Regions from separate parts of the Homo sapiens genome. Here region 2 is linked to region 1. Evidence: chromatin loops called from intact Hi-C (ENCODE). Cell type or tissue: HCT116. All regions are shown on one strand. Links, peaks and the distances in the headings refer to the core of each region. The heading gives the core; the rest is flanking DNA.

What was found. A loop is a pair of places that touch in the nucleus more often than their neighbours do. Peaks named below come from ENCODE experiments on the same cell type or tissue, not always from the same donor. Only the 100,000 strongest peaks of a DNase experiment are listed, where the experiment ranks them.
Region 2: a loop joins it to region 1, with 3 times the contacts of the local background. A loop is called at or near these places in 6 of 110 quality-filtered maps.

What each region holds. Positions count from the first base shown.
Region 1 is chr6:110,693,710-110,710,254 of GRCh38, reverse strand. All of the region lies in intron 2 of CDK19 (cyclin dependent kinase 19), which reads left to right. It also overlaps the pseudogene RPS20P18. Among named protein-coding and RNA genes, the nearest start is that of CDK19, 110 kb to the left of the region's middle. In HCT116, for the core only: no CTCF peak of the experiment used is centred there; DNase peaks (open chromatin) are centred at 9,088 and 9,464; H3K4me3 peaks cover 801 bases; H3K27ac peaks cover 1,750 bases.
Region 2 is chr6:110,876,900-110,891,315 of GRCh38, reverse strand. AMD1 (adenosylmethionine decarboxylase 1) reads right to left here. Exons shown (of 9, transcript NM_001634.6): 2 at 3,725-3,811; 3 at 2,333-2,459; 4 at 960-1,062. Among named protein-coding and RNA genes, the nearest start is that of AMD1, 9.3 kb to the right of the region's middle. In HCT116, for the core only: a CTCF peak has its summit at 11,967 (motif pointing right); no DNase peak of the experiment used is centred there; H3K4me3 peaks cover 206 bases.

The DNA.
Region 1 (16,545 bases), core at 7,102-11,101:
CACTTCGACAAAGCATGAAGTGAAGGCTCATATAACAAAACTGTGTTTGGTTGAGTTGGCTTCAAGATTAGTTTGTTATAAATGACTACTTTTCTATTGCTTTTACTTTTTCTTGTCATGAGCCGCCTTTCTTCTTAAATGGTGTTTAGTACTTTGCATTGTTATGTGTGATCTACCAGTTATATACCATACTTTCAATTCTGTATATATTTTATTGACTGAAAAGAGGGAGTTTGAGTATGAAATTATAATTGATACTATAGTCTTTTTTGTGATGATAAATTTCTAAAGTCAAACCTATTTATTAGCTTGGGAAAATAATACATAGTGATATTCAGATGTGTCACTAACACATAGATGATTTGTGTATAAGAAGTTTTATTTTAATTTTATTAGGTTAGATTCTACCCTTGTATATATATTTTGATGGTGTGTAAACATTTCAAGAATACTACAGCTTCTTAAAGTAGGGTTTCTAGCATGATTGTGAATTAGAATTACATTAGAATTTCTATTTTTTAGTCTTTATTCATTCTGTAATTACATGTGGGTTGTTATTTATTATCTTGCAAATGTAAATGGAAAATACATTTTTCCTTTCTACCTCAAAGAAATTGCATTTCCATGACTAAAGATCCTGTAGAAAGTCTATTTGCTATTTACATAATAAATTTGTAACAGTTTGCTATTTCTTGCTTATTACATTGTGACCCTTAACTAAGGCAAACCTTTCTTTTTTTTTTTTTTTAATTATACTTTAAGTTCTGGAGTACATGTGTAGAATGTGCAGGTTTGTTACATAGGTATACATGTGCCATGGTGATTTGCTGCACCCATCAACTCGTCATCTACATTAGGTATTTCTCCTAATGCCATCCCTCCCCCAGCCCTCCACCCCTCGATAGGTGTTATTTCTGAGGCTTCTATTCTGTTCCATTCATCTGTATATCACACTCTGTTGAACAGGAGTGATGAGAGAGGGCATCCTTGCCTTGTGCCGGTTTTCAAAGGGAATGCTTCCAGTTTTCAGTATGATACTGGCTGTGGGTTTTTATAAATAGCTCTTATTATTTTGAGATACCATCAATACCTATTATTTTGAGGTTCCATCAATACCTAGTTTATTGAGGTTTTTAGTATGAAGGCCTTTTCTGCATCTATTGAGATAATAATGTGGTTTTTGTCATTGGTTCTGTTTATGTGATAGATTACATTTATTGATTTGCGTATGTTGAACCAGCCTTGCATCCCAAGGATGAAGCCGACTTGATCATGGTAGATAAGCTTTGGATAAGCTTTTTGATGTGCTGCTGGATTCGGTTAGGCAAACCTTTTCTAGGTGCTTATTTCTTAAGCAGATTTCAAATGGAAAAGTAAAGAGAGCCAGTTGAGATATCAAGTTGTTACTTAAAACCATTTGAAATGCCTATAAGCTTTAAAAGCTTTTACTTCTTAGTCCAAGGTGGTGAGTCATCTTTCACCCTCTTACCAGTTTTTTGCTGAAACACCCAAATGATAGAATGCAGAAGAATTTACATCACCCTTGCAAAATTAAAAAAAGTTTTCACTCACAGTGTCATGTTGAAGAGCTTTGGTAGAAAACAGTAAAGTAAGAGTAGAGGGAAGTTACACATCAGCCTGCCCATTGTTAGCCAGCACACTTGAGGGAAACTTGCTTAGAGGTTGGTCGGAGAGCCTGCCCTTCCATACAAACCTAGTAACATATGCAGGCTGGGAGCTGGGGCTGGAAACAAGAGTAGGAACAATGATGTCTGCAGGTAAAATCTCTGTAGGTAAAATCTCTATTCTCCTAGCCTAGGTGGAGCTATAGGGGGAGGGAACCAGCTCTCCAGTGCACATCCTATGTGCTGCAGCTGCAGGGTTAGCAGAAATCACTGTGGAGGGTGGCCTTCAGGAGTAGGATAGAGAGGGGCTCCAATATCAGGCTGAAGTGGGAGGCCATGCCCCAAGATTCAACAGTGATCTGCATGGTCTGGAACAGTGTGGACCAGCACCGTTGAATAGAACCCTTGGCAATGAGGGAAAGTATCTGTACTGTCCAGTGTGGTAGTCACTAGTCACAAGGGCTTTTGAACACTTGAAATGTAGCTAGAAACTGAATCAGTACCAAAAGCCTGAAAAGAGCGCTTTCCTCTTTTGGGTATTTTTATCTTAAGGAGTTAATCATGCAGATGTACACACTATTCATTATAGCATTGTTTATAATATTAAAAAACATACTATAATATTAGAGTAACATAAACATACTATTTATTTATTTTTGAGTCATAGTCTCACCGTGTCGCCCAGGCTGGAGTGCAGTGGCATGATCTCGTCTCACTGCAGCCTCTGCCTCCCGGGTTCAAGAGATTCACCTGCCTCAGCCTCCCAAGTAGCTGGGACTACAGGTGCCTGCCACCATGTCCAGCTAATTTTTGTATTTTTAGTAGACATGGGGTTTCACCATGTTGGCCAAGCTGCTCTCAAACTCCTGACCTCAGGTGATTTCACCTGCCTCAGCTTCCCAAAGTGTTGGGATTACAGGCATGAGCTGCTGCGCCTGGCTGAAATATACTATTTAAAGCAATTTCATACCCTGGCAGTGGAGTACTATGCAGCTGTTAAAACTGCTGTTGTAGATAGGTATTTGTTGACAGAAAAGTTGTTTACAATATGCTAAGTGAAAAAGGGCTGGTTACAAAACTATGTGGTTAGTGTGTTCCCATTTTTTAGTGAAAATATTGTATGTTTGTGTGCATATACAGATAGATGATATGATCTGTATCCTGGTAAAACACATCTTTGGATACAGGTATCCAGGTATCCAAAGATGTGTTTTAATGCCTGTTCTGCCATTTATTGGCTGTGTACTTAGCCTTTCAGCCTTCTCAGTTTTTTTGTTTTGTTTTGTTTGTTTTTGAGACAGAGGCTCCCTCTGTCACTCAGGCTGGAGTGCAGTGGTAAGATCTTGGCTCACTGTAGCCTCTGCCTTCCGGGTTCCAGTGGTTCTCTTGCCTCAACCTCCCAGGTAGCTGAGATTACAGGCATGTGTGACTACGCCTGGCTAATTTTTGTATTTTTAGTAGAGATGGGGTTTCACCATCGTCTCTACTAAAAGATTGTCATTGTTTGGCCAGGCTGGTCTCAAACTCCTGACCTCAGGTGATCGGCCTGCCTCAGCCTCCCAAAGTGCTAGGATTACAGGTGTGAGCCACCGTGCCCGGCTGCCTTCTCAGTTTTTTTTTTTTTTTTTTTAACTGTAAAAGAGAGATGTAAAAATAATGTCTTCTGGCCAGAACTGCCATCTTCCACTTTGCCAAATTGACAAAGGGAAAGAGGAGTAGCACTGCTATATTTTCTTTAAAAATATAGCCTTTTAGAAAACGTGGAGTTATTCCTTTGGCCACATACATGTGAATCTACAAGAAAGGTGATATTGTAGACATCAAGGGTATGGGTACTATTCAAAAATTTCAAACAGGAGTGTCCCACAATGTTACTCTGGCAAAACTGGAAGAGTCTATCAACAGTGTTACCCAGTGGGCCAGGCGCGGTGGCTCACGCTTGTAATCCCAGCACTTTGGGAGGCCGAGGCAGGTGGATCACAAGGTCAGGAGATCAAGACCATCCTGGCTAACATGGTGAAACCCTGTCTCCACTAAAAATAGAAAAATCAGCTGGGCGTGGTGGCAGGCGCCTGTAATCCCAGCTACTTAGGAGGCTGAGGCAGGAGAATGGCATGAACCTGGGAGGCGGAGCTTGCAGTGAGCTGAGATCACGCCACTGCACTCCAGCATGGGCGACAGAGCCAGACTCTGTCTCAAAAAAAAAAAAACAAACAAAAAAAAAACAACAGTGTTACCCAGCATGCTGTTGACATTGTTGTAAACAACAGGTTGGCTGGGCATGCACGGTGGCTCACTTCTGTAATCCTAGCACTTTGAGAGGCTGAGGCAGGTGGATCACCTGAGGTCAGGAGTTTGAGAGCAGCCTGGCCAACATGGTGAAACCCCTTCTCTCCTAAAAATACAAAAATTAGCTGGGTGTGGTGGTGGGCGCCTGTAATCCCAGCTACTCGGGAGGCTGACACAGAAGAATCACATCAACCCAGGAGGCAGAGGCTGCAGTAAGCAGAGATCACGCCATTGCACTCCAGCCTGGGCGACAGCAAGACTCCGTCTCAAAAACAAACAAACAAACAAGAAAACAAAACAGGTTAAGGTCCAGATTTTTTTTATTATTATTATTTTTATTTTTTATTATACTTTAAGTTCTGGGATACATGTGTAGAACGTGCAGGTTTATTACATAGGTATACATGTGCCATGGTGGTTTGCTGCACCCATCAACCCATCATCTACATCTGGTATTTCTCCTAATGCTATCCCTGCTCCCTACCCCTGACAAGCCCCAGTGTGTGATGTTCCCCTCCCTGTGGCTATATGTTCTCATTGTTCAACTCTCACTTATGAGTGGGAACATGTGGCATTTGGTTTCTGTTCCTGTGTTAATTTGCTGAGATATTTCTCTTAATACTGAAATTGTTATCTGTTTCCGCTTCTGGGAGGAAGGTAATCTTTCTTGGTTTTCATAACAATATCCTCTCCTGAGAGAAGGATGCTTCGCTTCTGTGAACGTACCTTCGGAGTCTGTGTAATCCTGTGCCTTAAATAGCTCTTTTTCAGACGCTTATAATGTTTTTATTTTCCAAAAGAGCTCTCTCCTGAATGCCCTTCCCATTTGCTCCCTTACAATGCTTCTGGGCAATCTCTTCTCTATGTTTATGACTCCCAAGTTCTTTACCTGCAGTTGAGCACTCTCTCCTGAGCTTCAGATCCAGATAACCAGGATCACTAACTGTATGCCCCATGAACATCTTGAGCTCATCACATCTGATACTAAAATCTACATTTCTGGCCAGGCGCAGTGGCTCACGCCTGTAATCCCAGCACTTACGGAGGCCGAGGCAGGTGGATCACCTGAGGTTGGGAGTTTGAGACCAGCCTGACCAACATGGAGAAACCCCGTCTCTACTAAAAATACAAAATTAGCCGGGCGTGGTGGCGCATGCCTGTAATCCCAGGTATTCGGGAGGCTGAGGCAGGAGAATTGCTTGAACCTGGTAGGCAGAGGCTGCGGTGAGCTGAGATTGTGCCATTGCTCCAGCCTGGGTGACAAGAGTGAAACTCCATCTCCAAAAAAAAAAAAAAAACTACATTTCTTCACACCTTAAACCTGTAATGCTTTTCCTTATCTCTAAATTGTACCACCATCTTTTTGGTTGCTTGTACCATCCTGGGTCATTTTCCCTCAGCCTATCAATTACTAAATCCTATTCACTCTTTCTTGCCCTCTTTTTATCTAACCCCTCCTTTCTATTTTTATTGCCATTGCCCATGCCAGGTCCTATTCTCCCTCCCTCCATCTCCCTCTCATTGCTTCCAGAATTAGCCTTGGCCTATGATCCCACAGTCCTGGGGCACGTGTAGATTACCTGAATCTATATAGTTGTAGAACACATGCCCTGAACAACTTTTGACTTCTGGGTTATATGAGAACTTAAAAAGATAACTAAAAAGATTTGTTGATATTGACTGCATTCATAACATGGAATGACTTTACACTTTACCAAATAGTTAATATAAGTGTATGTAAAAATAGGTTATGTATAAAAAAGATAAATAATACAAGAGATCATTTGCTGACTTCCAAATGAGTGGTATAGATAATCCCCATAGGGATTTGGAAGAGTGAGAGATCATTAAGAGTAATGGATTTAATGAATGGAAAGGAACAAAGGAAGTAAAAAGCAGACAAGGGTTGGTGGGGAGGAGGGGTGGAGAGTTGGATAAAAGGGAGAAAAAGATAATGTAAGGTAAGTAGTAAAGATACATGACATTGGGGTTCATGAAATTAAAAAAAGATAGGGCTTCCCAAGGCTGCTCTGACTGCAAAATACACAGTACATGGTTTGGTTGCTGTGTTAATGAAAATAAAGTCTTTTGATTTCATACTCCACTAGTCCTTTAATTTTACTTAATTATTGACTGAACTATGTTCCCAATCCTGGCTAGTCATTTTGGAGTTATCTGTCTTGACCAAACAGGAGATTGGGCAATAGATTGTGTTGTAATCAGAACAAACACATCCTTTGACACCAAAAACAACAACTTAAAATGCATGCCCTGATTATTGTTGTATGTATATTTGAACTATGTGGTCTTCTGTCAATATTCTGGAATTTTCAGATAGCCTAGCATTTTAAAAATTTATTATTTTGGTGACCTCTTCATAGGTAAACACTCTAACTTTAATTTCAAGCTTATCTATTCCAAAGACATGAATGTGTATAATTTATAATGTGGGACTATTCTAAATATATGTATATAGGTTCATTTTTAATTTTTATTTTTTAGAAACAGGGTCTTGCTCTGTCAATGAGGCTAGAGTGCAGTGGTGTGATCATAGCTCACTGCAGCCTTGAACTTCTGGGTTCAAGCAATCCTCCCACTTCAGCCTCCCGAGTTGCTGGGACTACAGGTGCATGCCACCATACCTGGCTAATTTAAAATTTTTTTGTAGAGACAAGGTCTCCCTGTGTTGTCAAGGCTGGTTTTTAATGCCTGGGCTCAAGTAGTCCTCCTTATTTGGCCTGGTAAAGTGCTGGGACTAGATGTGTGAACCACTGTGCCTGGCAGGTTCATTTTTTCAGTTTCATTCAAATCAGTGTATGTTGTATAGCTGTCCTTTTAGAGTTTTGCCTCTGAATTTTCAGAAATTATGTATTTTCTCCATTATCATTTCAATTAATAGTATTTTTTGAAATTGGTCATACTAAGAATTGACATATAAAAACTCCATTTAACATAAAATCATTCTTGGTTTTGAAATATTAATTATAACATAATTAATATATTTCCCTAAGCACCCTATTCAAAGTACTGCTAACATAATATCTTAGAGCAGTGGTTTTCAAACTTTGAGTCAGCTTGCCTATTCTTGGTCTGGCTCTTTCTTGCTCATAATCTATGATGTGCACTGGTGTTTTCAATTATTTTCTATTTTAGTCCAGTTCAGGTTATTTCACTTGCCGGGGGTAGGGTGGGGGAAATGCTGGTTTCAACTGAATAGATGGATTTCATGATTCACTAATGGGTCATAAGATGCAGTTTGAAAAACAATACCTTAGAGTAGACTTTTACAAAAAATAATTTGAAAAATACAGAGCAACATAAAGTAGCAAACCAAATTTGATTCACCAGTTAACTCCTGTTGACATTTCAGAAATAGAAATATATGCATAATAAGAATTCAAACAATATCACAATTGCTATTTGTTATATTAATACAGAAAGATACAAAATGAAAAATGTTAAACCTTTGTCTTCTTTAACACCTGGTCATTCTGCACAAAAGTAGCTAGTAAAAATGGCTTCTTATAATGACGTTTTTTGTGCATGTACCATTACATATGTATCTTTTAAAAATACCAAAGAGATAGATATATATATTCTTTTCCATCTTTATCACTTAATATTATGTCTTAGTGATCTTTCCATATCGACAATACAGATCTTATTTTTTTAACCCCCAAGTCAAAGGTCATTTTTTAAATTTATTTTTATTTTTGGTCAGAGTCTTTCTCTGTCTCCCAGGCTAAAGTGCAGTGATGCGATCATGGCTCACTGCAGCCTCAAACTCCTGGGCCCAAGCAATCTTCCCATTTTAGCCTCTCAAGTTAACTAGGACTACAGGTACATGCCAACACACTTGGCTAATATTTTTAATTTTAATTTTTTTTTTTGGTAGAGCTGGGGTTTTACTATGTTGCCCGGGCTGCAGTGCAGTGGCACAGTCACAACTCTGTAGCCTCAACCACCCAGGCTCAAGCAGTTGTCCAGCCTCAGCCTCCTGAGTAGCTAAGACTACAGGTATGAGCAACCATGCCCAGCTAATTAATTTTTTATATTTTGTAGAGATGAGGTCTCACTATGTTGTCCAGTCTGGTCTCAAAATCCTGGGCTCAAGCAATCCTCCTACCTTTGCCTCCCAAAGTGCTGGAATTACAGGCATGAGCCACCTGGCCTCTTATTTATTTTTATTTTTATTTTTTTGAGACAGAATCTTGCTCAGTCACCCAGGCTGGAGTATAGTAGAACAATCTCGGCTCACTGCAACCTCCACCTGCCGGGTTCAAGTGATTCTTCTGCCTCAGCCTCCCGAGTAGCTGGGACTACAGGTGTGTGCCACCATGCCTGGCTACTTTTTGTATTTTTAGTAGAGATGAGGTTTCACTGTGTTAGCCAAGCTGGTCTCGAACTCCTGACCTTGTGATCCACCTGCCCCGGCCTCCCAAAGTGCTGGGATTACAGGCGTGAGCCACCGTGCCTGGCCCATCCACCTGGCCTCTTATTGCATTCTTTTTTAATGGCTATATAATATTCCACTGTAGGGATGGACTTTAATTTCTTCAACCAGTTCCTTATTGATGCTGTCTGGATGCTCTTAAGCTTTAAAATTTTTCCCAATCTGATCAGTGAAAAATATGTCTCCATTGCTTCAATTTGCATTCTTCAGTTGAGATAGTCATATTGTTAGATAATTTTTGACTATTTTAATTTATATTTATTTTTGTGAAATGTCTGTTCGTATTCTCTGCGCATTGGACTCTGAAGGGTTTTCTATTTTTCTTTTTTTTTTTTTGAGACAGAGTCTTGCTCTGTTGCCCAGGCTGGAGTGCAGTGGTGCAATCTCGGCTCACTGCAGCCTCTGCTTCCCGGGTTCACGCCATTCTCCTGCCTCAGTTTCCCAAGTAGCTATAACTACTGGCGCCCGCCACCATGCTCGGCTAATTTTTTTTTTTTTTTTGTATTTTTAGTAGAGATGGGGTTTCACTGTGTTAGCCAGGATGGTCTCAATCTCCTGACCTCGTGATCTGCCCACTTTGGCCTCCCAAAGTGCTGGGATTACAGGCTTGAGCCACCACGCCCGGCTCCATTTTTCTTTTTCTTTTTTCTTTAACAACTGGTAATTAATTAATTAATTTTTTTTGAGATGGAGTCTCGCTCTGTCACCCAGGCTAGAGTGCAGTGGCACGATCTCGGCTCACTGCAACCTCCGCCTCTCAGGTTCTAGGAATTCTCCTGCCTCAGCCTCCCGAGTAGCTGGGACTACAGGCGCCTGCCACCACGCCTGGCTAAGTTTTTATTTTTAGTAGAGACGGGGTTTCACCATCTTGGCCAGGCTGGTCTCGAACTCCTGACCTTGTGATCCATCCGCCTTGGCCTCCCAAAGTGCTGGGATTACAGGCATGAGCCACCGCGCCCGGCCAATTAATTTATTAAAATAGTTGACTTAAACATCTGCATTGGTGACTTCAGAATCGATTCCTGGCGCAACACTGATGGAAATAATCTGCTTGACAATCTTGGAAGGACTGTGCAAGTCAGTGAGTCACTTTTGGATTCTCATCTGGAAACCATCCCAGTGCCTTAGAACTTTCACCACAAGGAGTTTTTCTTGTAGTGATTTTCAGAGTCTTGGTAGGCATACAGACTGGTCCTTTTACTTGAGATTTTTAAACTTTTTGCCTGTGATCAAGTCAGCACACACCTTCTCCAGGGGTTTTATTCTAATTCCATGAACCACCACCCCTGGCTCCACAGCTGTTTTTCTGGTATCTTTAAAGGCCATGGATGTGGCACAGCTTCCTTACTGACCTGTTCCTCAGTGAGAGTGAACAGCATTGAGTCATGAGCGGGAGTGGCAGACCAGAGCTCTCCAGCACCTGTGACCACATCTTTCTCAAAAAAAAAAGCTGAATTTTATAAGCTCTATAAGCTAGCAGTCCCCAACCTTTTTGGCACCAGGGACTGGTTTTGTGGAGACAATTTTTTCACATACCGGGGTTCGGGGGATGCTTTCTGGATGATTCAAACACATTACATTTATTATGCACTTTATTTCTATTATTACTACATTGTAACATATAATGAAATAATTATACATCTCACCATAGTGTGTAATCAGTGGGAACTCTGAACTTGTTTTCCTGCAACAAGATGATTCTATCTGGGGGTACTGGGAGACAGTGACAGATCATCAAGCATTAGATTCTCATAAAGAGTGCACAGCCCACATCCCTTGCACATGCAGTTCATAATGGGGTTCGTGGTCCTATGAGAATCTAATGCTGCTGCTTATCTGACAGGAGATAGAGCTCAGGTGGTAATGTGAGCAGTGGGGAGCAGCTGTAAATACAGATGAAGCTTCGCTTACTTACCTGCTGCCCACCTCCTGCTGTGTGGCTTGTTCCTAACAGGCCATGAGCCAGTATGGGTCCATGGCCCAGGGGTTAGGGACCCCTGCTGTAAGTCAGCAAATTAGCCGTCTACTTTCTTATGACTTGATGATTTCCAAACATTTTGTTAGCTTTTTGACTTTGTTCAGGATGTATTTTCTGTACAAGATAGTTCTGTAGTCAAATTTATTGACCCTTTTCTTGTGTATTATATTTTTAATATTTTAAAAATTTGAATAGCTTGTGGGGTACAAGTAGTTTTTGGTTACATGGATGAATTATATAGTGGTGAATTTTGAGATTTTTAGTGCACCTCATACCCGAGTAGTGTACATTATAACCAATATATAGTTCTTTATCTCCTCCCACCCTCCCTTCTTCTGAATCTCCAATATCCATTATAACACTTTGAATACTTTTGTGTATCCATAGCTTAGCTCCCACCATATGGTATTTGGTTTGCCATTCCTGAGTTATTTCACTTAAAATAATGGCCTCCAGCTTCATCCATGCTTTTTTTTTTTTTTTTTGAGACGAAGTCTTACTCTCTTGCCCGAGCTGGAATGAAGTGGCATGATCTTGGCTCACTGCAACCTCCGCCTCCTGTGTTCAAGCAGTTCTCCTGCCTCGGCCTCCCATGTAGCTAGGATTACAGACATGCACCACCACAACCAGCTAATTTTTGTATTTTTAGTAGAGACAGGGTTTCACCATGTTGTCGAGGCTGGTCTTGAACTCCTGACCTCAGGTGATCCACCTGCCTTGGCCTCCCAGAGTGCTGGGATTACAGGTGTGAGCCACTGTGCCCAGCCCCAAGTTTCTGAAAAGACATTATTTCATTCTTTTTTATGACTGAGTAGTATTTCATGGTGTATATATACCACTTTTTTTTTTTTTTTTTGAGACAGGGTCTCACTTTGTCACCCAGGCTGGAGTGCAGTGGCATGAACATGGCTCACTGCAGCCTCGACCTCCTGGGCCCAAGCAATCCTCCCACCTCAACCCCCTAACATACAGGTATGTGCCACTATGCCTGGCTAATTTTTTGTAGAGATGGGGTTTTATCATCTTGCCCAGGTCAGTCCTGAGCTCCGGAAATCTGCCCACCTTGGCTTCCCAAAGTGCGGGGATTTCAGGTGTGAGCCACTGCACCTGGCTATCTACCACATTTTCTTTATCCACTCATTGGTTAATGAGCACTTAGGTTGGTTCCATATCTTTGCAGTTGTGGATTGTGCTGTGATAAACATATGTATGCAGCTGCCTTTGATATAATGACTTCTTTTTCTTTGGGTAGACACCTGGTAGTGGGATTGCTGGATTGAATGGTGGATCTATGCTTAGTTCTTTAAGAATTTTCCATACTGTTTTCCATAGAGGTTGTACTCATTTACATTCCAACCAGCAGTGTTAAGTATTCCCTTTTCACCATATCCACAACAACATCTATTGTTTTTTGGCTTTCTTAATGGCCATTCTTGCAGAAGTAAGGTGGTATCTCATTGTGGTCTTCATTTTCATTTCCCTGATGATTAGTGATGTTGAGCATTTTTTTCATATATTTATTGACCATTTGTATATCTTCTTTTGAGAAATGTCTGTCATTTGCCCACTTTTTGATGGAATTATTTGTTTTTTTTTTCTTGCTGATTTGTTTGAGTTCCTTGTAGATTCTGGATATTAGTCCTTTGTTGGATGCATAGTTTGCAAATATTTTCTCCCATTCTGTGGGTTGTTTACTCGTGATTATTTCTTTTGCTGTGCAGGTACTTGTTAGTTTAATCAGGTCCCATTTGTTTATTTTTGCTTTTTTTACATTTGCTTTTGGGCTTTTAGTCATGAATTCTTTGCCTATTCCAATGTCCAGAAGGGTTTTTTTAAGGTTATCTTCTATAATTTTTATGGTTTCATGCCTTAGAGTTAAGTCTTTGATCCATCTTCAGTTGATTTCTGTATAAGGTAAGAGATGAGGATCCAGTTTCATCTTCTACCTGTGGCTTGTGAATTATCCCAGCACTTTTTGTTGAATAGGGTGTCCTTTCCCCACTTTATATTTTTGTTTGCTTTGTCGAAGATCAGTTGACTGTAAGTATTTGGCTTTATTTCTGGGTTCTCTATTCTGTTCTGTTGGTCTGTGTGCCTATTTTTATGCCAGTACCATGCTGTTCTGGTAACTATAGCCTTGTAGTATAGTTTGAAATTGGGTAATGTGATGCCTCCAGCTTTGTTCTTTTTGCCTAGTCTTGCTTTGGCTATGTGGGCTCTTTTTTCATTCCATATTAATTTTAGGATTGCTTTTTTTTTTTAGTTCTGTGAAGAATGATGACGGTATTTTCATGGGAATTGCATTGAATTTATGGATCGCTTTTGGCAATATGGTCATCTACACAATATTGATTCTACCCACCCATAAGCAGGGGATGTGTTTCCATTTGTTCATGTCATCTATGACTTCTTTCAGCAGTGTTTTGTAGTTTTCCTTGTGGAGAGCTTTCACCTCCTTGGTTAGGTATATTTCTCCCTTGGTTAGCTATATTCCTAAGTATTTTTATTTTATTTTTTTGCAGCTGTTATAAAAGGGGTTGAGTTCTTGCTTTCATTCTCAGCTTGGTCACTGTTGGTGCATAGCAGTGCTACTAATTTGTGTACATTGATCTTGTAATTTGAAACTTTATTGAATTTATTTTTTTATTTTTATTTATATTTATTTAATTTATTTATTTTGAGACAGAGTTTCGCTCTTGTTGCCCGGGCTGGAGTGCAATGGCTCAATCTCAGCTCACTGTAACCTCCGCCTCCCGGGTTCAAGCAATTCTGCCTCAGCCTCCTGAGTAGCTGGGATTATGGGCACCCACCACCATGCCCAGCTTATTGTTTGTATTTTTTTTTTTTTTTTGAGATGGAGTTTCGCTCTGTCACCCAGGCTGAAGTGCAATGGCGTGATCTCAGTTCACTGCAACCTCCACCTCCTGGATTCAAGCAATTCTCCTGCCTCAGCCTCTCGAGTAGCTGGGATTACAGGTGCTCACCACCACACCTGGCTAATTTTTGTATTTTTAGAAGAGACGGGGTTTTGCCATGTTGCCCAGGCTGGTCTCAAACTCCCGGCCTCAAGTGATCCGCCCCACCCTCAGCCTCCCAAAGTGCTGGGATTACAGGCATGAGCCACTGCGCCTGACAATTTTTTGTATCTTTAGTAGAGGCGAGGTTTTGCCATGTTGGCCAGGCTGGTCTCGAAATCCTGGCCTCAGGTGATCCGCCTGCCTCAGCTTCCCAAAGTGCTGGGATTACAGACGTGAGCCACCACACCCGGCCTAGTGAATTTATCAGATCTGGGAGCTTTTTGGATGCATCTTTAGGGTTTTCTAGGTATACAATCATATCAGCAAGCAGCGACACTTTGACCTCCTTTTTACCAATGTGGATGCCCTTTCTTTCTTTCTCTTGTCTGATTGCTCTGGCTAGGACTTCCAATACTGTGTTGAATAGAAGTGGGGAAAGTGGGTATCCTTGTCTTGTTCCAGTTTTCAGTGGAAATGCTTTCAACTTTTCCTCATTCAGTATCATGTTGCCTGTGGGTTTGTCATAGATGCCTTTTATTACCTTAAGCTATGTTCCTTCTATGCTGATTTTGTTGGTGGTTTTAATCCTAAAGGGATACTGGATTTTTTCAAATGCTTTTTCTGCATCTATTGACATGATCATATCATTTTTGTTTTTAACTATGATTATGTGATGTATCACATTTATTGGCTTGCATATGTTAAACCATCCCTGTATCACTGTTATGAACCCACTTGATCATGGTGTATTATCTTTTCGATATGCTGTTAGATTTGGTTAGCTAGTATTTTGTTGAGGATGTTTGCATTTGTGTTCATCAGGAATATTGGTCAGTGGTTTTCTTTTTTCAATATATCCTTTCTTGGTTTTGATATTAGAGTGATATTGGCTTCATAGAATGATTTAGGGACGATTTCCTCTTTGTCTATCTTTTGTAATAGTTTCAGTAAGATTGGTACCAATTCTTCTTTGAATGTCTGATAGAATTCAGCTGTGAATCCATCTGGTCCTGGACTTTTTTTGTTGGTAGTTTTTTTTTTAATTACTATTTTAATCTCAGTACTTGTTATTGGTCTGTTCAGAGTTTCTATTTCTTCCCAAGTTAATCTAGGAGGGTTGTATATTTTCAGGAATTTACCCATATCCTCTAGGTTTTCTACTTTGTGCGCATAAAGGTGTTCATAGTAGCCTTGAATAATCTTTTGTATTTCTGTGGTATCGGTTGTAATATCTCCAGTTTCATTTCTAATTGAGCTTATTTCGATCTTCTCTCTTCTTTTCTTGGTTAATCTTGCTAATGGTCTATCAATTTTGTTTATCTTTTCAAAGAACCAGTTGTTTCATTGATCTATTGTAAATTTTTTTGTTTCAATTTTATTTAGTTCTGTTCTAATCTTTATTTGTTTTCTTCTGCTAACTTTGGGTTTAGTTTGTCCTTGTTTCTCTAGCTCCTTGAGGTGTGACTTTAGGTTGTCAGTTTGTGATTTTTTCAGACATTTTTAGGCATTTAATGCTATGAATGTCCCTTTTAGCAGTGCTTTTTCTGTATCCCAGAGGTTTTGCTAGGTTGTGTCACTATTATCGTTCAGTTGAAAGAATTTTTAAATTTTCATCTTGATTTCATTGTTGACCCAAAGGTCATTCAGGAGCAGATTATTTAATTTCCATGTATTTGTATAGTTTTGAGGCTTCCTTTTGGAATTAATTTCCAATTTCCTTTCTCCTTTCCTTTCTTCTTTCCTTTCCCCTTTCCCCTTTCCCCTTTACCCTTTCTCCTTTCCTTGTCCTACTCTCTGGCTCAGACTGGAGTGCAGTGGCGCCATCTCAGTTCACTGCAACCTCTGTGTCCTGGGTTAAAGTGATTCTTCTGCCTCAGCCTCCTGAGTAGCTAAGATTACAGGCACCTGCCACCATGCTTGGCTAATTTTTCTATTTTTAGTAGAGATGGGGTTTTGCCATGTTGGCCAGGCTAGTCTCGAACTCTTCACCTCAGGTGATCTGCCTGCCTTGGCCTCCCAAAGTGCTGGGATTACAGCCATAAGCCACCATGCCCAGCCAATTTCCAATTTTATTTTACCATGTTCTGAGAGAGTGCTTGATATAATTTCGATTTCCTTAAATTTACTGACACTTTTTTGGGGCCTATCATATGGTCTGTCTTGGAGAATGTTCCATGTGCTAATGAAAAGAACGTATTCTCCGCAGTTGTTGGGTAGAATGTTCTGTAAATATCTGTTAAGTCCATTTGTTCTAGGGTATAGTTAAAGTCCCTTGTTTCTTTGTTGACTTTCTGTCTTGTCTAGTGCTGTCAGTGGAGTATTGAGGTCCCCCACTATTACTGTGTTGCCATCTATCTCATTTCTTAGGTCTAGTAGTAATTTTATAAATTTGGGAGCTCCAGTGTTAGGTGCATATATCTTTAGGATTGTGATACTTTTCTGTTGGACCGATCCTTTTATCATTATATAATGTCCGTCTTTGTCTTTTTAAACTGTTGTTGCTTTAAAGTCTGTGTTGTCTGATATAAGAATAGCTATTCCTGCTGGCTTCTAGTTTCCTTTTGCATGGAAACATAGTTTCCTTTTGCATATCTTTTTCTACTGCTTTACTTTAAGCTTATGTGAGGCCTTATGTGTTAGGTGAGTCTCTTGAAGACAGCAGATACTTGGTTGGTGGGTTTTTATGCATTCTGTCATCCTGTATCTTTCAAGTGGAGCATTTCAGCCATTTACATTCAACATTAGTATGGAGATGTGAGTTACTGTTCCATTCATCATGCTAGTTGTTGCCTGAACACCTTGTTTTTTTTTTTTTTTTCATTGTGTTATTGTTTTGTAGGCCCTGTGAGATTTATGCTATGAGGAGGTTCTATTTTGGTGTATTTTGAGGTTTTTGTTTCAAGATTTAGAACTCCTATTAGCATTTATTGTAGTGCTTGCTTGGTAGTGGCGAATTCACTCAGCAATTGCTTGTTTGAAAAATACTTTATCTCCCCTTCATTTATGGATAAATATTCAGGTTTCTCAGGCTATGGGTGGGGCCATTGAGCTCCCAAGCATTTATGTCTTTTGTCTTCAGCTACTTGGGCAGGTAGAGAAAAACCATCAGGTAGGGGCAGGGTTAGGTGGGTCTGAGCTCAGGGCAGGACTTGCTGTGGCCAGTATGGGGGATGGGGTGGTTCT
Region 2 (14,416 bases), core at 10,300-14,299, 180 kb before region 1:
TGTATGTTAAGAACCACTGAGGCTGGAGGACTGCTAGAGGGCAGGAGTTCAAGACCAGCCTGGGCAACACAGCAAGATTCCATCTCTACTAAAAATAAAATAAAAATTAGCTGGGTGCTTGAACTCAAGAGTTTGACAATGCAGTGAGCTATAATGATGCCACTGCTCTCCAGCCTGGGAGACAAAGTGAAACTTGTCTCAAACAAAAACGCAAAAAGAACCACTGAGTGAGACATAAAGTAGAGTGAATGGCCAGATGAAGATGAACTCTCTCTATGCTGTATGAAAAATCAGAGGTGGCAGGTGATCAATTCTACATTTTAAAATTCCATCATTTAAACAGCACTGATTTATGATACACAATTATTTTTACATGTGTATACATAATTTGCAATAAGCTATTAATCTTAACTAAAAATATTTTATCTGATATTTTAATGTTCTTTATAAATTCTGCATATTTTGAATTACAAGCTATATAAAGATCACTACTGTACTCCCAAAACATCTAAGTCAAAGTAAATATGGACCAGGTGCAGTAACTCACACTTGTAATCCTAGCACTTTGGGAGGCCAAGGCAGGTGGATCCCTTGAGCCCAGGCGTTCAAGACCGGCCTGGGCAATATGGCAAAACCTTGTCTTTACTAAAAATTAAAAAAAAATTAGCCAGGTGGGGTGGCAAACATCTGTAGCCCCAGCTACTTGGGAGGCTAAGGTGGGAGGATCACTTAAGCCTGGGATGTTGAGGCTGCAGTGAGCTGTGATCACACCACTGCACCAGCATGGGTGACAGAATGAGACCCCTGTCTAAAACAAACCAAAAAACCCACAAGAAAAGCAAGTATTAGTGTGTGTAGAATGCTATATATGCATAAGTATGCTCTCATATAGAAAGATCTCTGAGGTTGCACTTTCTATCTTTAAGAAGACAACAGGTTTATATTTTATTTAAACTTACTTGGGAAAATTGCATTAAGAAACTCTATTTCTTCCTGGAAATTCCGGTGTGGGTACCCTTGGTGAGAAGGCTTCATGAAATTCTTACGAGAATAAAAGAAGCTCTTTATTAAAAAAGAAAAGAAAGAAAAAAAAAGATGACTTTAGATGTAGAATTCTATCACTTTTCGAAGCTAATCAACTATTGTCCACATATCAAAAACTCGGCAAAATCAAAACTCAAATATTTTAGCTTGGCATGGTAGCATATGCCTGTAGTCTCGCTATTAGGAGGCAGGAGGATCACTTGGCCCAGGAGTCCAGCCTGGGCAACATACTGAGGCCCCATCTCTCTCTCTCTCTCTTTTTTTTAAAAAGCCCAGTCTAGTGATGATGGGTCATAACAACTATTAACACCAAGTATATTCCTTTCTAGAACAGTAGTTTCTAAACTGAGCTTATTAATAGTCATATAAGCAAAAATTTGGGGGGAATAACATATTAGTTTTAAGCATCGGTTAAGCACACATTGCTTTAGATTTCTTACAAGGATCAATTCATAACAACAAAAACTGTATTGAGTACTAATGACAATCCATCCTTTCCTTATGAAGTTAAAGATTAAAATTCAGGCCGGGTGCAGTGGCTCACGCCTGCAATCCCAGCACTTTAGGAGACTGAGGTGGGTGGAACACCTGAGGTCAGGAGTTAAGAGACCAGCCTGGCCAACATGGTGAAACACCGTCTCTACTAAAAATACAAAAAAAATTAGCCAGGCATGGTGGTGGGCACCTGTGATCCCAGCTACTTGGGAGGCTGAGGCAGGAGAATCACTTGAACCTGGGAGGTGCAGATTGCAGTGAGCTGAGATCGTGCTATTGCATTCCAGCCTGGGAAACAAGAGCGAAACTCCATCTCAAAAAAATAAAAAATAAATAAAATGTAACAACTGCTAATCAGAAAATTATACCCTAGGTAAAAACACCTTAGTTCTTGAAAAGTATAAGAATTTAACTCAATACTGACTGTTGCTCTTCATCCTAACTCTTCATTATAAAGACTGGACAATTTCAGTAACGACATTTTTCTTGCTTTTCCTTCTTTTCTTACCATTTCTCTATTATTATAAGTAGCCATGTTAAGAAATTAACTACTGGAAGTGTCTGGCTTCTTCATTTCTTTCTCCCATTTGAATTTCATCCTAACTCATTCTCTGCTTCCTATTTTCTGCTGTTCTTGAGAATCAGATCTCTTCCTAAGGTATGAACACCTTACCACGTGTTTGCATGCATTGTAACAAAGGCAGTAAGTATATAAATTTATTTACTTCGCATATTACAGGATAAGAACGCTAACATTTATGCCTGAAAAATATTTAAATGTTTGCTTACTTACTTGAATTGAGTCAAACCCACTGTAATCCCTAGCAAGCTTCAACAGGGGAACCAGTGCTTTCAGCAAGAGGGTGGTACCACATGTCTTCAAAATGAAACGTCTCTTGGAGACAAACATGCTACTCTCACTGCAGTTGAAAAAAGTCACAATATTATAACAATACTAATGTACTACTGAGGGTGCAATCAACCAATTTAATTATCATTTACAATTTTGGCTAGTACTTTTAAATATTAGGATCTCAAGGAAGCAAGTAACACATTATTCTTTTCCTTTTCTAGTATACAAAACATCCCCAGGGCTTGGCACATGGTAAGCATTTTGATAAACATTCGTATATTCATAATATAAACTTAGTTTAAAAAAAAAAAAGAGAGAGGCCAGGCACAGTGGCTCACACCTGTAATCCCAGCACTTTAGGCGGCCGAGGTGGATCACCACGTCAGGAGTTCAAGACCAGCCTGGCCAAGATGATGAAACCCCGTCTCTACTAAAAATACAAAAATTAGCCGGGCACAGTGGCAGGCGCCTGTAATACCAGCTACTTGGGAGGCTGAGGCAAGAAAATCGCTTGAACCTGGGCGGCAGAGGTTGCAGTGAGAGGAGATTGCGCCAATGCACTCCAGCCTGGACAGACTGAGACTCCGCCTCAGAAAAAAAAAGGGGGGGAGGGGCTGTTTAGTCCAGTATCCCCCAGCAAGGCCCATCACAATATATACTATAAGCATTAAAAGTATTTATGGAATAAATTAACTCTGCAACTACAAAAAAGGTGATGAGCTTTTATATACCAATTAGACAACTGTATTTGTATAGAGAAGCTAACTTTCCCTTTGCCTGAACTTCTAATTAAGAGGTCCTTCTTTACCAATTGGGAGGAAAAGACGGCAAACACCTTGAACTGTCCGGTGAGGCTTCAAAACCTATGTCCTAGAAACATCCACGTTACACTAAATGTTTCCTTTTATACCATATTTTTAAGAATAATGTAAAAAAAAGGCTGGGCGCGGTGGCTCACGTGTATAATCCCAGCACTTTGGGAGGCCGAGGTGGATGGATCACCTGAGGTCAGGAGTTCAAGACCAGCCTGGCCAACATGGTGAAACCCCGTCTCTACTAAAAATACAAAAATTAGCCGGGCATGATGGAAGGTGCCTGTAATCCCAGCTCCTCAGGAGGCTTAGGCCGGAGAATTGCTTGAACCAAGGAGGCGGAGGTTGCAGTGAGCTGACATGGCGCCATTGCACTCCAGCCTGGGTGACTGAAACTCCGTCTCAAAAAAACAAAACAAAACAAAAAAACCCCCAGAACTACAACTGAGAGGAACTTAACTGTTTCACATTATGATTAGGACTGAAATTAGCTACCTAACACTTGTTTTACAGGACTTACCTGAGTACATAAGCTTCCTGCTTGTCAGTTTTTGTCACACTTATGATTGAACATTGCACATCCTTCAAAAGTATGTCCCACTCAGATCTATCATTTAACAAAAAAGTTACGATTAATCCACAATAGTACCCACCTACTCATAAAAATTACAAAGCTCACACTTTTTCTCATGAAGACCACATTTTTAATTAATATTGTACACCAACTTTTAGTTTCTTTCAAAATAATCTATATTGACACACCCAGATAAATGATAGGTATATTATGCTATATATGAAACAAAAATTGGTCATTATACTATGTATTTACAAATTACTTAAAGAAAAATAGGCAAAAAAATGTTCAAAGGTCCATAAACCAAGGTAAACCATTAACTAATCAATGATTACAGAAATTCAATGGGATACTTTGTCTATAAAATGTGCAGATTTTTAACCTTAAGAAACACTTAAAAAAAAAGAAGAGCATAATTTTACCAATCTAATTGGCATAGAAATTTAAAAGCCTGTCTGTCGGGACACAGTGAGTGATGTTACTCTTATAGCACTCACAAAAAACTGGAATGACTGCCAATTACAAGCATACCTAGAAGATTTTGGGAATACTACGCAGCTCTCCAAATGCAATGAGAAAGCCCGTTTAACAGGAAATGTGCAGTACAAGCAACCATAGCAATGAAGGTCATATGGACATGAAGAAACTAGTCTTAATTTGCCTGAGAATAGAATTAGGAAAGTGTTCATTCTTTCATTAGTGTGCCCATTATAAAAAGACAATGTAATTCCATGGAACAGCTTAACATGACAGATATTATTTTTTGAGACAGGGTCTCACTCTGTCGCCCAGGTTGAAGTGCAGTGGTGCAATCACAGCTCACTTCGGCCTTGACCTCCCAGGCTCAAGCAATTCTCTTGCCTTAGTCTCTCAGGTAGCTAGAACCACAGGCATGTGCCACCATGCCCAGCTGTTTGCCAGAAATATTTTTTAGGCCAGGCGTGGTGGTTCACGCCTGTAATCCCAGCACTTTGGGAGGCCAAGGCGGTGGATCACTTGAGGTCAGGAGTTTGAGACCAGCCTGACCAACATGGTGAAACCCTGTTTCTACTAAAAATACAAAAATTAGCCGGGCGTGGTGGCAGGTGCTTATAATCTCAGCTACTCAGGAGGCTGAGGCTGAGGCAGGAGAATCGCCTGTAATCCTAGCACTTTGGGATTGGGATGGCTTAAGCTCAGGAGTTTGAGACCAGGCTGGGCGATAGAGTAATACCCTGGTCTTTAAAAAAAGAAGAAAAATTTTTAAGCCTTATGATATCTGACAGGCCATTGCTCTACACTCATAAAAATGGCAAATCTTTTTTTTTTTTTTTTTGAGACTGAGTCTTGCTCTGTCACCCAGGCTGGAGTCCAGTGGCATGATCTCTGCTCACTGCAACCTCCACCTCCCAAGCAGCTGGGATTACAGGCACGTGCCACCACACCTGGCTAATTTTTGTATTTTTAGTGGCGACAGGGTTTCACCATGTTGGCCAGGCTGGTCTCATACTACTGACCTCAGGTGATCCGCCTGCCTCGGCCTCCCAAAGTGCTGGGATTACAGGCATGAGCCACCGTGCCCAGCCGGCAAATCTTTTGTTAACCAGATAAGACCTTTTGAGCGAAATCCAACAGCAAAATGTTTTTATTCGTTTGTATTAAAAAGCAAACACAACACCAAACATGCCTGGTAGAATTTTGTGCCTGTCTCACCATTTTGCTACAAGAAACTGTTACTGACCCATCTGCGTACCAATACCCATCCAAAAATCTTTAATGTGAAAGGCTTGCTAATGATTACAGAGCTGAGTTCCTGTATTAGACTATAACATGACTAAGCAACTTTTTTAAAAGAGCTACTAAAAAGTTTTAAGGTTCTTTAAAAAGGGTGCTAACAATTTGTTCATATATGGAAAGAATACATATGTGGGATATATACTGTGACAACCCTTGAAATTACCCCTGGCTTGTGTGGTGGCACACGCCTGTAATCCCAGCTACTCGGGAGGCTGAGACAGAAGAATCACTTGAACCCTGAAGGTGGAGGTTGCAGTGAGCTGAGATCTTGCCACTGCATACCAGCCTGGGCAACAGAGGGAGACTCCGTCTCAAAAACAAACAAACAAAACAAAAACAACAAAAACTTGGCCAGGCACAATGGCTCATGCCTGTAATCCCACCACTTTGGGCAGCCGAGGCGCATGGATCACCTGAGGTCAGGAGTTTGAGACCAGCCTGGCCAACATGGTGAAACCCCATCTCTACTAAAAACACAAAAAATTAGCTGGGCGTAGTGGTGGGCGTCTATAATCCCAGCTACTCTGGAGGCTGAGGCAGGAGACTGAATGCGGGAGATGGAGATTGCAGTGAGCCGAGATCGCACCACTGCATTCCAGCCTGGGCGACAAAAGTGAATCTCCATCTCAAAAAAATAAACAAACTACTCGTGGGAATGAAATCCTGCTTCACTTGACTAAGATAAATTTACAAAATCCTTGCAAAAATTATCTACTATTAAGACTCCCATTCCTGAATATGAAGGTAAATAAAAATATCCACTATGATTTAAGTATTAGAAACATTACAATTTCAGATTTTTAAAGAGCTTATCTAATTCAGGTCCATCAATAATGCTACCTGCTTAAGTCATCACCTACTGACTTCCCACTATAACTTATTCTTGCACATACTCCTTTTTACCCACTGGACGCACTAACAAATCCCACCCTCCCTTTCTCAGTTATATTCACCATTTCTATTAAGACTTTTAAACACGTTCCATGGCTGAACTAAACAGTGTAACAGTCTTTTCCTTTCTTATTTTTGTTTTCTCTTTTTTTAAAGGCTGTTGTGGCCAGGCACTGTGGTTCAGAGGCCAAGAAGGAAGGATCACGAGACCAGAAGTTCAAGACCAGCCTGGGCAACATAGCAATAGCCAGTCTCTTAAAAAGAAAAAAGGCAGCTGGGAGTGGTGGTGCAGGTCTGTAGTCCCAGCTACTCGGTAGGCTGATGTGGGAAGTTTGCTTGAGCCCAGGAGATGGAGGGTGCAGTGAACCATGATCACACCGCTACACTCCAGCCAGGGTAACAGAGCAAGACCCTCTCTTAAAACAAAGTATTCACCCTTACAACTTGTAGCACAGATACTTTAAAGTCTTGGTCCATGTCACCTTGAGGTTGGTGTCTGCTGTCTTTTCCTTTGAGATGTTAAGATTTTCCTGGTTTTGAGTATGTTGACTAATTTAGGATGGCATCCTGGATATTTTGACATGTTACATCATTCTAGGTCTTGATTTTTAAAAACTTTCAGCAGACAATCTGGTTTGGTTTAGGCTTCAAGTTTTTACTCAATGTTTCTAGGTTGTGTTATGGTTCCAGTGTCAGGTTTGTTATGAACTCCTTTGCTATGTTATTTGCATCTGCCCCACTTATTTGCCACCCAATGGCCAGGCTGGCCCTGGAGAGGCAGTCTATTGTGTATTCTAGTTTTCAAAGCCTCTGATGTGCTGTTTAGGGTCAGATCCATGCAAAATGGCTAAGGAGTGTTCATATAAAACTTTATAGGTTTACTTTCTTCAACCTTCCATAATCTCTCTGACAATGCCTGACTCACATAGGGGATAGGGGAAGGACTCTTCTTCATCCACTACCTATAAAAATAGGGCTTTGGCCGGGCGCAGTGGCTCACGCCTGTAATCCCAGCACTCTGGGAGGCAGGAGGATCACAAGGTCAGGAGATCAAGACCATCCTGGCTAACAAGGTGAAACCCCGTCTCTACTAAAAATAAAAAAAAAAAAAATTAGCTGGGCATGGTGGCGGGCACCTGTAGTCCCAGCTACTTGGGTGGCTGCGGCGGGAGAATGGCATGAACCCGGAAGGCGGAGCTTGCAGTGAGCCGAGATCGTGTCACTGCACTCCAGCCCTGGCTACAGAGCAAGACTCTGTCTCAAAAACAAACAACAAACAAAAAATGATTCCCTTCTCTCGTTGTTTTAGACATCTGCCTAACTGCCACAGCTGCTAAAGGCCTACAAGAGGATTGGGGCAGAATAGAACAAAACAAAAGCAAAAAAGAGATTTCTTCCACTCTGATTCAAAGGGGCCTCTCATTCTTTCTTTGCAGAGGAGAACTAGAGAGCCTTTCTTGGAACTATTTTTGCCTGCCCCTACTTTTCAGTTCTGGGTTTCTGGCAAGCCCAGGAGAAATCAGCGAGGAGATACCACAGGGGAAAAAAAACAGGAAATTCACTGCTGGTTCAGTGGAATTTAAAGTTCTGGCTTTCTTCTCCATTTCACCTGCTAAAATTTACTTCTCAGAGTCCTTGGATAGCTGCTCAACAATGCATTCTGTCCAGGGTTTATTAATTGCATTTTAATAAGAGAAGACAGTGTAGCATGCTTCTTCTGTAATGGCAGAGAAATAACCTTTTGTTTTCTGAGCCAGTCTCACTGTCACCCAGGCTGGAGAACAATGGCACAATCACAGCTCACTGCAGCCTTGGCCTCCCATGCTCAAAGAGATCCTCCCACCTCAGCCTCCCAAGTAGCTGGGACCACAGGGCATGTATCACTACACCTTACTAATATATTTTTAATTGTTTTGTAGAGATGAGGTCTCCCTATGTTGCCCAGGTTGGTCTCAAACTCCTGGGCTAATGAGATCCTCCCATCTCAGCTTCCCAAAGTGCTAGGATTATAGGCACGTGCCAACCCATTGGCTTCAAAATGCTCTTATACTCACTCATCATCAGTTAATAAAATTCTCCATTCAAACCTTTCCTCAACTAATAGTAATGCTCCGGTAATCAGAATTTTTCAATCATAGTATCAAAAGAAAGCAATTACTTTAAGCAACCTAGGACAAACAGTTAAACTGTCTATCAACCTAGTGATGATAAAGGCATTTACCAGAGCTACTAAGCTCAAGAAAAATAAATCAGAGGGCAAAATAGACGAAAGAAAAAAGTAGTCAATACAATGCTATACATGTACATAAAAGAGGTGAAAAACTCTGCAACAGCTGAAAATTTCAGCACAAATTATTTCTATCACATTTCTGTGGGAAAAAATGGCCTGCTTTTGTAAATAAAGCTCTACTGGAACCTAGCCACACCCATTCATTTATACATTGACTATGGTTATTTTCTCCCTATAAGGGCAGAGCTGAGTAATTGCAACAGACTGTCTGCCTTGCAAAATTTAAAATTTACTCCCTAGTCCTTTACAGAAAGTTTGCTGACTCTTGTTTTGGAGGAAAGGTTTTCAGTGGTCTGCTTTCTGATCAAATTAATGATGGAAAAGACAAAGTGCTTTATACAGTCGACAGAGCCATTTTTAAAATTAGGTTGCAGTGAGCCAAGATCGTGCCACTGCACACCAGCCTGGGCGACAGAGTGAGACTGTGTGTCAAAAATAGAAAAGATAGTATTAAGCTAGAATGTTTTATCAGGCTCAGTAGTGATAGTGGTCTTGTCTCTGCTTCACTCCCAAGTACACTACAAACTGAGACTTTGAAGCACTAGTCTATTATAAACTATTTATAAAACTGATCTATTTGGCAATCCTTGCTATTTAAAGAGTCAATAAATCAAATTGATGGATATAAAGCAGAATCAAGAGAAGCAAGATAGCAAGATGATTTTGGGATTTGTTCACATTACAGCTCACGTAATACTGATCTAGTCATTAGAAATTATTATAAAGCTATTCAAGCACACAATTTTTTTTTTTTTTGAGATGCAGTCTTGTTCTGTCACCTAGGCTGGAGTGCAGTGGTATGCTATCAGCTCACTGCAAACTCCGCCTCCCAGGTTCAAGCAAGTCTCCTGCCCCAGCCTCCCGAGTAGTTGGGACTGATTACAGGCATCTGCCACCATGTCAGGCTAATTTTTTTTTTGTATTTTTAGTAGAGAAGGTGTTTCACCATGCTGGCCAGGCTGGTCTCGAACTCCTGACCTCAAGCAATCCACCCGCCTCGGCCTCCCAAAGTGCTGGGATTTGGGATTACAGGCATGCACCACCATGCCTGGCCCGAAGCACACAATTCTTAGGTGGTTATAAAACACAAAGAAATATGTAGATTGAGTATTTCCTGATTTGAATTCCTTTTTCTCATCTTAAATGCCACCTCTCTGATCTAACTCAGTGGTTCTCAACTTGTAGTAATTTTGCCACCCAGAAGACATGTGGCAACATTTGGAGACATTTTTTATCACAACTGGGGTGGTGGTGGTGTTGCCAGCATGCAGTGGATAGAGGCCAGGGACACTGCTACACACGGTATAATTAACAGGATAGTCATTGACAACAGTGAATTATCTGAATCAAAATGTCAAGAATGCTGAGGTTGAGATACCCTAATTTCACTTAAAGACTAGATACTAAAATATTAAATATAATCAGAGATCATGATAAATGATCCCAAAGAAAAATAGATGTTCTATATTAATAACAGCACACAAATTGTATGTCTGAAAAACAACACTTTAGTGGCATGCCACATTTTATATTTAAAACATTTTCTTAGAGGCTGAGGTCTAATAAAAATAGAATTTAGAAATGTCTACAGGGACAAGATAATTATATTATAACAAGACTTCTCTATGTCGCCTGATTAAATGCATTTTGGGAGCCCGAGGCAGGCGGATCACTTGAGGTCAGGAGTTCAAGACCAGCCTGACCAACATAGCGAAACCCGCCTCTAGTAAAAATACCAAAATTAGCCAGGTGTGGTGGCGCAGGCTTGTAGTCCCAGCTACTCGTGAGGCTGAGGCAGGAGAATCACTTGAACCCAGGAGGCGGAGGCTACAGTGCACCAAAAATCACACCACTGCACTTCAGCCTGGGAGACAGAGCAAGACAAGCGTGTCTCAAAAAAAGAAGTAAATGACTGAGCTCAACTATCTTGAACAAGAGTCCCAAGCCTACATAACAGGGAAAAACATCGCTTCCACAAATAGTGCTGGGAAAAAATGGATGTCCACATGCAAACAAAATTAAGTTGGACTTTTACCTTACATCATAAACAAAAATTAACTCAAAATGGATCAACAACCTAAACATTAACAGCGAATAAAACTCCTAGAAGAATACATAGGGTAAATGCTTCAGGGCATTACATTTGGCAATGATTTCTTGGATATGACATACAATAAAATCAAAAACAGACAAATGGAACTTGAAAACCTAAAATGTAAACATTTCTATACATCAAAAGAAACGAGTGAAAAGACAACCTACAGAATAAAATACTTGCAAGTCACCTCATAAGGGGTCAATATCCAAAGCAAAAGACACACCTACACACAACTCAACAAAAAGTGATTAAAAAATGGACAAAGGGACCAGGGGCGATGGCTCAATCACTTGAAGTCAGGAGTTCAAGACCAGCCTAGCCAACATGGCGAAACCCTGTCTTTTACTAAAAATACAAAAATTAGCCAGGCATCGTGGTGCATACCTGTAGTACCCACTATTAGGGAGGCTGAGGCAGGAGAATCATTTGAACCTGGGAGGCGGAGGTTGCAGTGAGCTGAGATGGCACCACTGCACTCGAACCTGGGTGACTGAGACTGTCCAAAAAAAAAAAAGACCAAGAACTTAAATACAGAAGGATCCCATTAGTGCAGGGTTATGCTCTAATCACCTGAAAACTCAATACATAGATGCTATTCCCATACCCAGTTAGGTCAGACACTTTCTGAGGATGATGCCTGCAAATTTTTATTTGAAAAGCTTCCAGGTCATTAGATTACTCATTACTTCCTAATGTAAAACCAGCTGGTTTCAGAGTTCAGGTAATTTATCCAAAGTCACTGCAGCTTCTCAATTCTGCTCTTACCTCATATTTTTAGGTCTGTTTTAGAGGCTCTCATTACAGTACATTCATCAGGGTGCCTCTACCCCAGGTAGTAAGCAGTCTTTAGGTAAAAGGCATCCTAAAACCAGATCATTCTTGAGTAAAGCTAGACTGACCAGAAGTTAGATTCTGAGGGTGCCTTCCTGCGGCAGTGAATTCAGATAACCTGAGAAATAAGCCTCCTCCCTTTTGTTCAAAGATATGAACCTATTATCATCACATTATTGTTTCTCTATCTCAAATTTTTACCCCAAATCGGGATACTCCTCTCAGTTTTCTGCTACTTTCAACATGTGCTTCTTAAAGATACATGGTTTGTAAACAACAGTTGAAATATTTTCGTTGTTGTTGAGAGGGTTTCACTCTGCCACCAGATGGAGCGCACTGGTGCAATCTCATTTCGCTGCAGCCTCGATCCCCCAATGGCTCAAAAAAATCCTCCCACCTCAGCTTCCCGAGTGGCTGGGATGCAGACACGCACCAGGATGGACCAGCACGCACAGATAATTTTTCAATTTTTTTTGTAGAGTCAGGATTTCACTATGTTGCCCAGACTGGGCTCTCAAACTCCTTGGTCTCTCAGAGTGCTGGGATTAGACATGAGCCACCAAGCCCAGCCATGAAACCTTTTTGAAACTGCTGGGAGGAATGTAACGAGAAGCTTTATTCTTTAGCAGGAAGCATTTCTACTCTGAAACATTACACTAAAAGGTTTTTTGGCAACGGGTTGTAAATTCCTTCAATGTAAATTATTGATATTGCAATAATGCTGCATAATGATGTAGTCAAATAAGTCATGAGTTTGGGGAAAGTTAAGCTGAGGTATGACTATCTTTACAACTGCCCCAATCCTTTACTAAAAATTATGTTTTAGTTTATAAAATCTGAGTAAAGCACAGTAATAGGATTTCCAGTCCTGAAAAATCATTCTTTTCTCAGCAAAATTTTCTATTTTCTAACAGATTTCCTTCTTACTACTCTCACCCTCCCTAAAGCTGCCATGTCTTATAAAAAGCTTTTGTTTGTTACAGCACTTTGATCCAACAACTAAACCATTTTTTAAATGGTCACTGATTTTTATTCAACATCCGTAAAATCTGAAAAATCAGAGAAAACTGCAGGTTACCCCTAAGAAACCGCCTCTCCCTTAATTGTCCTTTATTCATCTGGATATACCTGGACTGCTGCTTTTCTCCAACAGTATTGTTTAACCCAAGCTATATCATAAAAGATTTTTCTTTGTTAAATTTCTCAGTATTACATAATTTGTTCACTTAAGATAAAATATCTTAAATGGTCTACAAGAGGGAAGCAGTGTTTAGTAAAAAGGTGTACATTCAGAAAAGATTCCAAGCATTAAAGCTTGGACTGATGAGCCAAGTTTGTTTAAAGTGTATTCCCTCACACCACACACAAAATCAATTCCAGATGGATTGCAGATCTAAATATGAAAGGTAAATATCGTGTAGGAGAAAAAAATATTTCAGACTTTGGGATGAGAAAACCGAGGGAAGTATGTTGTTTCCCAGAAGAATGCGTGAAAAAAGTTGGATATTTTCTCCCTTGAATTATACAGAACACTCCAGTGAAATCATCTGGGCCTAGATGATTGACTGATTCAAGTTATTTAGGTGTTCTAGGACTGTTTTGGGTTCTCCATTTCTTCTTGCATTAGTTTTGGAAAGCTATTTTTCCAGGATTTTTTTCTCCCTCATATCCTTATCTTGTTATCCTTGTCTTTAGCATCAATACTAATGCTCTCTTTGGACATTTAAGCCTTTCATTCTCTTAATCGTTTTTATGTCCCTATGTTTATTATGCTTTATAAACAGATTTGTTTAATTCCATCTGTTCATCTTTTAACCTACTTTTAGTTTATTCACATCTTAATAGAGCCCAGGAGGTCAAGGCTGCAGTGAGCCATGATCCTGCCACTGCACTCCAGCCTGGGCTATAGAGGGATCCTGTCTTTAAAGTGTTAAAGATAACAGTTTACGTACTACATATAACATATTAACTTATTTATTCTTCACAACTTCCATGAGCTATGTACCATTATTGTCTCCATTTTACAGATGAGGAAACAGCTCACACAGCTATTAAATGCTGTTTGAATTCAAATCTTGTTATTCCAGAGGCTATGCACTTAATCACGTCATTTGAGTAAAACATGTCACGCTTTATTCTTCTAGATGACCGATTATCCTTCCCTGGGGTCTCTGGGGCTGGCCCCATGTCCCCACCGACCGGACTCCGTCCATGATACTCTCTTTGCTAGGCTGTTGATTTTAGGTGATTCAAGGAACACCTACTATTTCAGGCTTTTTTAAACATCCTGGTAAATAACCTAACCACTTGAGTGGTCACTGAAAAATGTTCCAACGAAGGTTATCACGGGACCTTAGTTAAATCAACATATTTTTCAGTTCTTGCTTAACTTGCTTTATCTACAACAGTTACAATGTGGCAGTGTACTACCAATAGTTGTTCAATGAATGTTACATGTCCACAAAATGGATGGCACTAAATCATCTACACAAGGGAATATTTTGTCCTTCAAAGTTTAACTTTGGCCATGATTTTAAAAGCCACACTGGAGCAGTAAAACAATTTGGGCTGATTAAAGTACAAAGTAAAAAGGGTTCTTAAACATTTAAAGAAAGCAGGCTGCTTTGTAAAAAGCCTCTTCCTCCTCTCTCCACTTTGACTCAGGAAGCTCTAAACAGCCAAACCGCCAAGAACTTGGGGAGAACAAAATCTTCTTCCCTTTATTAAGAACATGTACTTACTATTATTTAAG